2 separate regions of the Homo sapiens genome follow, and region 2 is linked to region 1. The links are chromatin contacts, found by Hi-C or POLR2A ChIA-PET in ENCODE. All regions are on one chromosome and are shown on one strand. Each heading gives the region's core, a stretch centred on a gene start or an enhancer-like site at or near the end of the contact. The rest is flanking DNA. Distances are from core to core; before and after follow the strand shown.

Region 1 (4,449 bases), core at 1,392-3,891:
TCCCAATAGTCTGTCTTTTTTGTTTCCTTGGGTATATTTAAGAAATAAAAATGTTAGAGATAATGTTGTACCCTGCTTCTCTCACTTTCTAGAACAAGAAAGTTGGTGTCCATCATTCTCATGTTATACTTTTACTACTTAGGGATATGTTCTGTGTTGAGTTTTTCAAGGTGCATGACTTTTTGACTCTGCATTCAAGGGCCTGTCTGATAGAGAACTGAACCAAACCACAGTAATGCTGCTTCTCCAGGGGCAGAAGAGTAGGGAAAGAAGTGACAAAATTACTGTTATCACAGACATGAGAGAGGACTCGATGCCACTTTCACTGTGAAAACTAATTGCACTGCCACCAGGTAAATCTCTGACAAAGTGCTGCTCTGTGTTTGATTAGAACCCAGCCCCGACTCACTAACTGAGTCATTTAACCTAAGAATCAGTTTTATCATTTTTAAAATAGAGATGATAATACCTTAATCACTGGGTTATTATGAAAATCACATAGGAGCTATTTAGGCATTTTGCCGGCTTATAATTCTTTTTGGAACCAAACACAGTAAAAATATGCACATATACAAGCAATACTAAAATATATATTTTTAAAGACAAGGTCTCACTCTGTCACCCAGGCTGGAGTGCAGTGGCGAGATCACAGGCATAACTGTCTTTGGTAGTAGAGAGGTAGTTAAGATATCAGCATCAGAGAGAACTTCTCCTATGTTAGAACCTCAGGAAACTGATTCTAAAATGGATTCAGGATTCTAACCGGTAAAAGTTATATCCAGTTTATCTGGTAAAACTCTAGATTGATATGAAGATTAAAGAGATAAAACATGTAAAATTAAAATGCCTGGCACATGGTGCTTTCAGACAACTTGGACAGAGCAGTCAGCAGCAGCCTCATTCTAAGGGCCACTGAGTTAAGTATGAACTCTTATGATTATTACCATCCACACGGCAGGTGACTTGCAGAGCGCTGGGTACCTGTGTGCAGCAAAGACCTGACTGCCATTAGCCAGAGGGGATGGAATACAGTAGGAAGAACTGGGTCAGTAAGAGGGTAAAGAATCCTTTGCCCTCTCATTCCTCTCAAGACAGTCTCAAATGAGGAGCTGGAAGGTGAAGGAAAGGGGACAACAGAGAGGCTTTTTACAATCACAGAGGCCCAAAGCCAACCAGCAAAGTTTTGCCAGTCAGGCTGATGACTGGTGGCAGGGTTTCTGATCTTATTTATGACAGAAAAAGGTCTAGGAAGGAGAAGCAAGGGGATGACCTAAGGAGGAGTCAATTTACCTATCATGTTTTGCTCTTGGACTGCTTTCCACATGCTTGGCAAGGCACTGTTATAATACAATGGGGATTATACTGGTTTCCACAAGATTAGCAAAGCACTCTTATAATACAATGGGGTTTATACCTTGAGCTTTGTGTCAGCTCAGTGCCCACTAGCCTCTGGTTGAGGTAGACAGCTAAGGAGTGTGGATGCCTATGGAGGATAAACCGAACTACTGAAAAGAGAAGCTGCTAAGTGCTGCTCATGGCTTGGATCTGTGGTTGGGGCAAGAGCTCAGAAGAAGAAAGTAGTTATTTGTGTAGAACATGCCACCCATCCAAGGCTGGGAAATAAAGGAAAACACCAACTAAAGCAAAGCATTTGCTGCTGAGCAAGCCACTGACCCAGCTTTGTTTCTAAGAACCCCCTTTTCCATCACGTGCCCACCACTGGCAACCTGAAAGGAGTTTAAGGCTGAAAGCACCTGTTCCTGCTCCCAACCTAAATGGAACCATCAGCTCTTTCAGACAACTTGGAAAGAGCAGCTGACAGCAGTCACATGAAAACAAAGGCCACTAAGCTAAGAGAATATCTATGAACAACAAATATACAATAGTTTTTCTCATGTTGAAAAAAAATTATGGGTACAAATAACCAATAATAACTCTGTTTTAGGATTCTGATTTAAGACAGGCTCAAAAAAGGAAAGACAAGGGTGAGCTGTTGCTATAGTGACCACAGCTTTTGATTATCTCAAGGGTTTTTCACATTCCCATGCAACCATAGGAAAGTCTAATTTATCAGCAATACTTGTACCATAAGTATATTTCTCTGAATGAATACTTATAAAAAATGTAGCATACTAAAGAACTTGCTTTTTTTTTCTGAGCATTTAGAACTTTTAAAGGAAAATCATACTGAAGGAAGGCTTCTTTTGCCCTGATCAGTTTGTGAAAAATCTTTAACTGTGACTGAAAATGAGGATGATGATGATAATTAACTAAAATGTGCTGAGTACTTACCATGTGCCAAGCATTATCCTAAGTACTTTATATACATTTTCCCCTTTTTACAAAGTAGGAAAGTGAAATTGAAGGGGATTAAAATCCTAGCCTAAGAGCCCACAGTGAACCTAACACAGGTGGTTTTCCCTATAGCATTTGAAACACACTTTTGGTTGTTGTTGAGCACCAGAAGTAGGTGGCTTGCATTCAGATGGCCTGCTTTATAGAAAATGTGTCACTCTGAATAATGGAATTGCATTTGGCATAGCAGGAAATTCATATTATGAGAGGAATGTAGAAATGAAAACAACATGTTCTCATCTTTCACCTCATGTCTTTGCCAGGGTACCCTGGTGGTGCTATTTTGTTGGGGGACCGCCAAAATCCCCATAGGTCTTTTCTCCTTGGACAGTCAGAGTACCTAGAGAGGGCTCATCCAATTTCCTCACTGAGAGGTAAAATAAGCCTTGTATACCCAAGTCCAGAGTCCTTCTGGCTCACTCTCTCCAGAAAGAAAACAACCACTCCTCTGCTAGAGTTGGGTATTTCACTAACTTGTATGAAGACTTCCCGTCAATCCTCCTGTCTCAGCTCCACTCACACTTCTACTTTGGGAATCATGCTGCTTCTCATTTACGAGGCTTTCTGGGGTCCTATGGTTCGACTGCCTTGCTTCTGGACTACCTCTCCTGCCGGCTTAGGTTGTAGCTTTCTTTTTCTGCTAACTCCATTACTTTTGTTTTCTAACTTCCAAGCTTTGCTCGTTGTCTCCTCTCCCAGTCTCTTATTTTGTCAATTTTTGCCTCTTCTACCCTTTACTGTCATATCTATGGAGGTTTCTGTAGGAAATAGAGATAAGCACATATGATCAATCTATCACGTTTAATCACAACACTTCCACAGGCAGTTTGATCTGTAAACTAGTCAATGGATTATATAATCATCTAAAAGTAATGATAAAGAAAATAAAACATTCAAATATATTTCAGCAGTAATAGCCCTCTGCTTAAAAGGAAAAATAAAATTTCTTGCATAAGACACTTAACTCATCTGGATTTCAAATTAAAGAAATTCTAAGACAAAAGGCGAGAAGAGATCTTTAACAACCCTTTCACTTCTAACATCCTTCCACCACAAAGGCCAAAAATAAATCACTGCACTATATTTTGAATTCTCTGTTTAATCTAAAATATTTTACTGAAAATATTTGTATAGGGACAGAAATTAAATAAAGGATAAGCCAAAATTATTTTAAACCACAAAATGCATATATTAAGGTCCCTGTATATGGATGGTGTGCTCAGTGTTAACAAGAAATATTGTTAAGATGTAGTCTTTAAACTGTAATACATCTTTTTTTCCTGGAAAAGTCACTACTCAGGATTACACTGAGTAGTGAAAGATACTTAAATCAAGCTTGGGAAATTCTCTTGTAAGAAGATAGAAAATTATGTAATGTTGCAGCAATTTCCTTCTTCCCTCTCTCCCTCTTTCTTTCTTTTTAGAGGTTAAGTCTCACTATGCTATCTAGGCTGGTCTTGAACTCCTGGGCTCAAGCAGTCCTCCTGCCTCAGCCTCCCAAGTAGCGAGGACTACAGGCAGGTGACCCTGCATCTGGCTTAATTTTTCCTGAGATTGAAACTCCAATAATACTCATAAAATCTTCTTTGCTCTGATGATTTTTCAAAAAGCTAAGTTTTATCTATATTTGAAGGGCCAAGAAGCTAGAGGAATGGCTCCCACAAGATTATAAAACCAGCACGAAGGAATACCTAACCTAAGTTGAAGCCTAGCAGAGAACCAAGGCACTTAATGAGGCAACTTCTCATAGCCGGTTCACACAAAACCTAGGAAACTAGGGAGCATACATCATGCCATAGCCTAGCTTCCTGGTGTGTGGTGGTGTGCACACACACACATATATTAATATGTATAGAAGGGATGGAAGAAAAAAGAGACCAAGGGAGAAAAAAGACGGGAAAGAAAAACACAATAGCTACCCCCTTATTATCCTTGGGAATTCACACTAAACACTAAACTAAATACTATTTCCTCCTCCTGGAATTATATATGTGGAGCCTTTGCTTTACATGGAGGGGAAAGTCATAGCCTAGAAAGAGAAAAATGGTAGAATTTAGTGAATTCAGTACCACATTACAACAAGAACAAGGATCT
Region 2 (4,449 bases), core at 755-3,254, 56 kb after region 1:
GAATCTGATCAAGCCCCTTTCTCCAACTACCAGTTTCACAAGACATATGGAAGGCAGAGGAGCACGCTAAACACCACAATAAGGATGAAATCAGCAAATCTAGAATGTGGGAAACTCCAAAAAAGACCTGTTTTGTTCAATAAATAAATTGCAAAAAACTTACAAACTAAGATAGTTGAGACAACTCAACACATTGCAAGGTATGGACCTTATCTAGATCACATTTCAACAAACTAAATTAAAAAGAAATTTATAAGACATTTGGGAAAATGTGAACATTAATGGAATATTTAATATTACAGAAGTACTAGTTTTTTAGAATAGTATGATTAATTACGTTTTTAAAAATCCTTATCTTTTAGAGGTACATATCAAAGTACATATAAAAAAACCCCGATAATTAAGTTTGTTAAAAAGTAATCTGGTGAACAGGTGGGGAGTTGATGAAACAACACTGGTAGGGAATTGATAATTGCTGGAGCTGGGTGACAGTACACAGGGGTTTATTCTACTCTCTCTACTTCTGTATGTTTCTATTAAAAAGATTCAGAAAGAGTTAACGGGGGCACATAGCAACCAATTGTATTATACGAGGCTTTATTTGAATCCTGATTCAACCAAATCATAAAAAAAAAAATTTGAGAGTATCAGGGATACCTGAGCCAGGAGCGGTGGCTCACGCCTGTAATCCCAGCACTTGGGGAGGCCGAGGTGGGCGGATCACGAGGTCACGAGTTCGAGACCAGCATGACCAAAAAGGCAAGACCCCATCTCTGCTAAAAATACAAAAATTAGCCGGGCATGGTGGCGGGCGCCTGTAATCCCAGCTTCTCGGGAGGCTGAGGCAGGAGAATCGCTTGAACCTGGGAGGAGGAGGTTTAAGCGAGCTGAGATCGTGCCATTGCACTCCAACCTGGGCGACAAGAGCAAGGCTCTAAGAAAATAAAATAAAATAAGAAAGAGAGTATCAGGGATATCTGAACACTAACTGGATATTTCGTGATATTTACAACCCTATTAATATTTTAGGTGTGATAATGGTATTGAAAAGCACCCTTGTCTTTTGGAGATCTGTATCAAAATATTTACGGATGAAATGACTTACTGCCTGGGATCTCCTTCAAAATTATCCAAAGCATCGGGATGGGGAAACAGTAATAAAGATAAAATAAAGACTAAGAGCTGATAATTGTTGAAGCCAGGTGATGGGTAAAGGGGGCTCCTTATACCAAGGTGTCTACACCTTCAAATGTTAAAACACTAAAAAAAAAAAATCTGTGGCGTTAGAAGTCAGGATACCGGTTACCTTTGGAGAGACTAAGTGGGGGCCGCAATAAGGGCTTCTGGAGCGGTAGGAATGCTCTTGCTTCCTACACAGGTTTACTCGCTTTGTGGTAATTCATCAATGTCTATATTACGACTTGCACACTTTTCAGTATGTATATTATACTCCAATAAAAAAGTATTTTAAAGAAGAAATCGACTACTTTAATGTAGGCGGAAGATCCTATGGTAGAATCTCAGGTACTACAGCAATCACTGAGAAAGCTTTTTGGGCGGAAAGGAAAGTGAGGCTCTCGCCCGGTTTCCTCCTCTCCACGGTGGAACTGGCAGCGGCCCTGGCTGGCTGCTGAGAGCGCGGAACGGGGCGGCGTTCTGACGTTCGCGCCGGGGCCCTCTGGACGCACCGCGGGCGCAGGTCCTAGACAGCTGCATTGGCGTCCACCGCGGCCCCGGCGCTGGGAAACTGCCCTCACGCTAGGGCCCTCCCCGAGGAGCTCTCTGGCACAATCAGCCACGAGGACGAAGAGAGGGGGCACCGGAACCGCAAGCCCACTCCGAGAGGCCAGAACCTCTCTCTCGCCGTACTCCCCGGCAGGGCACGGCTCAGGGGAGACGGCGCTCTGGCACATGAAGCCCACACCCACACGCCGCAGTGTCCCTTGCTGCCTCGATCTCCAATGGGGATGGGAGCGGCGAAAGCCTCATATCGGCCCTCCTCCGTCCCCCAATCAGCGAGCCCGCTTTGAGCACCTCACGGCCCTCCGGCTGGCGGCGCCCAATCACAGCGCTCCACATGCTGGGCGCGGCCCTGCGCGCGCACGCTACCCGACAGCCCCGCGCCCACTCGCCGCGTTCCACCCGCGGGGCGGCGGATTCCCGCAGGGGCCACACTGCCACCTACTGTCCCATCTCCAGAGCTGGAGCCACGGGCGCTCTCCCTACCATGCGGCCTCCCTGCTAAGTGCCAGTAGCTCAACCCAAACGCTCAAATAAAAATGAGGGAAAACAAGTAGTGTCGTCGAGTAAAACCGAAAACAATGTCCATTTTGAAAAAAGCGGCAATAATTACCTTCCAGTACACAGTAGGAAAAAGTCTCAAAAGCTTTCTTTGTTCCAAGCAGTGTGAGTTCCAAAACATTATTTCACCTCACACGTTTTATAGAGGGCTAAAAACAAGGGGCTTAGGGACTCCTCAGTGCACATATTTCTGAAGCACCTGCATGTCAGACGGAGAGGCAGGCATTACCATCATCTCTAATTTATAGGCACAGAAACCGAGTGTGACAGCTGAAAGCCGCAGAACTGGGACTGACACCCAGAAGTCGGCCTCCCAAGTGCAGACTTCAGCACATCATACACAAGGAAGGCACAAAGTGCTGAAAGAATATAGGGCAGGAAACATCGATTCTGACTGGAGAGATTCAGGATATACAAAGATATTCTAGGCAGAGGGGACAGCTGTCTCGGTGGCAGGAAAAATTCAGTAAATGGTGGCTAGTACTGCTTTTCCAAGAAAACTAGTCTTAACTGAGGAAAGGGAACAAATGTCTCTATGTGATATTTACTCATTGCAGACTTTTTTTTTTTTGAGACAGAGTCAGCTCTGTCGCCCAGGCTGTAGTGCAGCGGCGTGATCTCTGGCTCACTGCAACCTCTGCCTCCCGGGTTCGAGCGATTCTCCTGCTTCAGCCTCCATTGTAGCTGGGATTACAGGTGTGCGCCACCACGCCCGGCTATTTTGTAATTTTAGTAGAGGCGGGGTTTCACCATGTTGTCCAGGCTGGTCTTGAACTCCTGACTTGATCTGCCTACCTCAGCCTCCCAAAGTGCTGGGATTATAGGCGTGTGCCACTGCGTGCTGCCCCGCTGCAGATTATTATACTCATTATTTGGCAAACAGTTACTGCTTACTCAGGTATCCATGACAATGTTCCCTGGATTTGTGTGACTGACTATACCCAACACCAAGACACCAAACCTAGTGGCCTCATTTCCTAATCTTCCCTACATACCTAGGAAAGTGTTAATAAGCTTTCCTGGAATTCGTCATTCCCTTATCTGTACTTCACTGCACTTTGCTTATAATTCACATATGGCACATCCGAACACGCCTTGCTGTATAACTATGAGTCCATACTGGTCTGATCACTAGAACAGTATAGTATTGGCCCTACAGAGCATTTTAGGATATGTGGAAGTTGGTCTTGATTGTCACAATGACTGAAAGGCATTACTGGCACTTAATGGACAGAAAACAGGGAATTCAGATGACCTGCAATGCTGAGACTGTCCCGTACATCAAAACACTGTCTCTAGTGGGAGCCAGGGCTGTCAGTATGGAAGACGGGAGATACAAATATGGACTGGAGCAAGGCAAGAAGAATCCCATAGGGATGAACTTGGGATTGGTGTGAACTCATTATCTGCAAAATATATATAGTATATGTATATGCATATGTGTACATGTATGTTTATGTGTATGTGCATTCATTTTTTTTCCAGAACTGTTCACTGAATGGGCCAAGAAGCAAAAATTTCACAGTAGCAAAAGGACACCTAGCACCTAGATCTTGGTTTCTAATGCCATTCCTCACCAAAAGTAACCAGAGCTCCTTGGAGAAATGGTTGATTCCAGGGCTAGGCCAGGAAGGGTACACAGTGAGCCTGAAACACCTTGTTATATGAGAGAAAGTAAGTTATCAAAAAAGAGGGGGGTGGGGGAAAATGGAAGCCAGCTTGAAAGGGCTTCTATCAGCCAAGTCTGGGATATTTAGACCACCAAAATAATTGAGAAGGGTAATGAATCATTTAAAAAATTCACAAATTGATGATTTAAACATAATGCATGATAATAAACAGATAAATGAGAAAGAAATGAGAGAAAAGGAAGAGTTCTTGCTTATAGTAGAATACTGAGTGTTAGCTAGTAAATCTGGAGAAATTTTCAGAGTTGGAAAATCATTACTTTGCAACCATTATAGTAAAGATTGATTCAGGCTAAAGCCATGAATGGATGCCAAATCTAAGAGCAAACTTTTGATAAACAACATATTTGCATTACATTAAAGTCTCTCTCCGAGAATAGCCTATTAATCAGAAGGGAGAAAAACAGTAACTCTGCAGTGGAGAAATCAGACACAGTTGACTAGGTGATCAAAACTGACA

The links. Hi-C counts contacts between places; a loop is a spot of excess contacts on that map. ChIA-PET counts read pairs that join two places held with the same protein, here RNA polymerase II (POLR2A). Pooled maps may share reads with other maps.
Region 2: a map of heart right ventricle shows a loop between it and region 1 (2.4-fold over the local background). The contact joins two enhancer-like sites. A Hi-C loop is called at or near these places in 17 of 168 maps with a recorded cell type or tissue (B cell, HepG2, IMR-90 and 11 more), 21 of 37 single-sample maps with no recorded cell type and 33 of 50 pooled maps. POLR2A ChIA-PET finds 5 or more read pairs at or near these places in 14 of 52 experiments (A549, AG04450, CD4-positive, alpha-beta T cell and 11 more).

Annotation. Positions count from the first base shown.
Region 1 is chr5:72,250,185-72,254,633 of GRCh38, forward strand. All of the region lies in intron 4 of MRPS27 (mitochondrial ribosomal protein S27), which reads right to left. Among named protein-coding and RNA genes, the nearest start is that of MRPS27, 68 kb to the right of the region's middle. Within about 2 kb of position 2,642, at least 2 of the 41 ENCODE cell types and tissues checked have a DNase peak (open chromatin) inside an H3K27ac peak, as active enhancers do; they include endothelial cell of umbilical vein, where a contact is called at or near this core.
Region 2 is chr5:72,306,412-72,310,860 of GRCh38, forward strand. The region is part of intron 2 of MRPS27 (mitochondrial ribosomal protein S27); the gene reads right to left. Among named protein-coding and RNA genes, the nearest start is that of MRPS27, 12 kb to the right of the region's middle. RefSeq lists an enhancer at 1,701-1,950 and a silencer at 2,001-2,290. Within about 2 kb of position 2,005, at least 40 of the 41 ENCODE cell types and tissues checked have a DNase peak (open chromatin) inside an H3K27ac peak, as active enhancers do; they include endothelial cell of umbilical vein, where a contact is called at or near this core.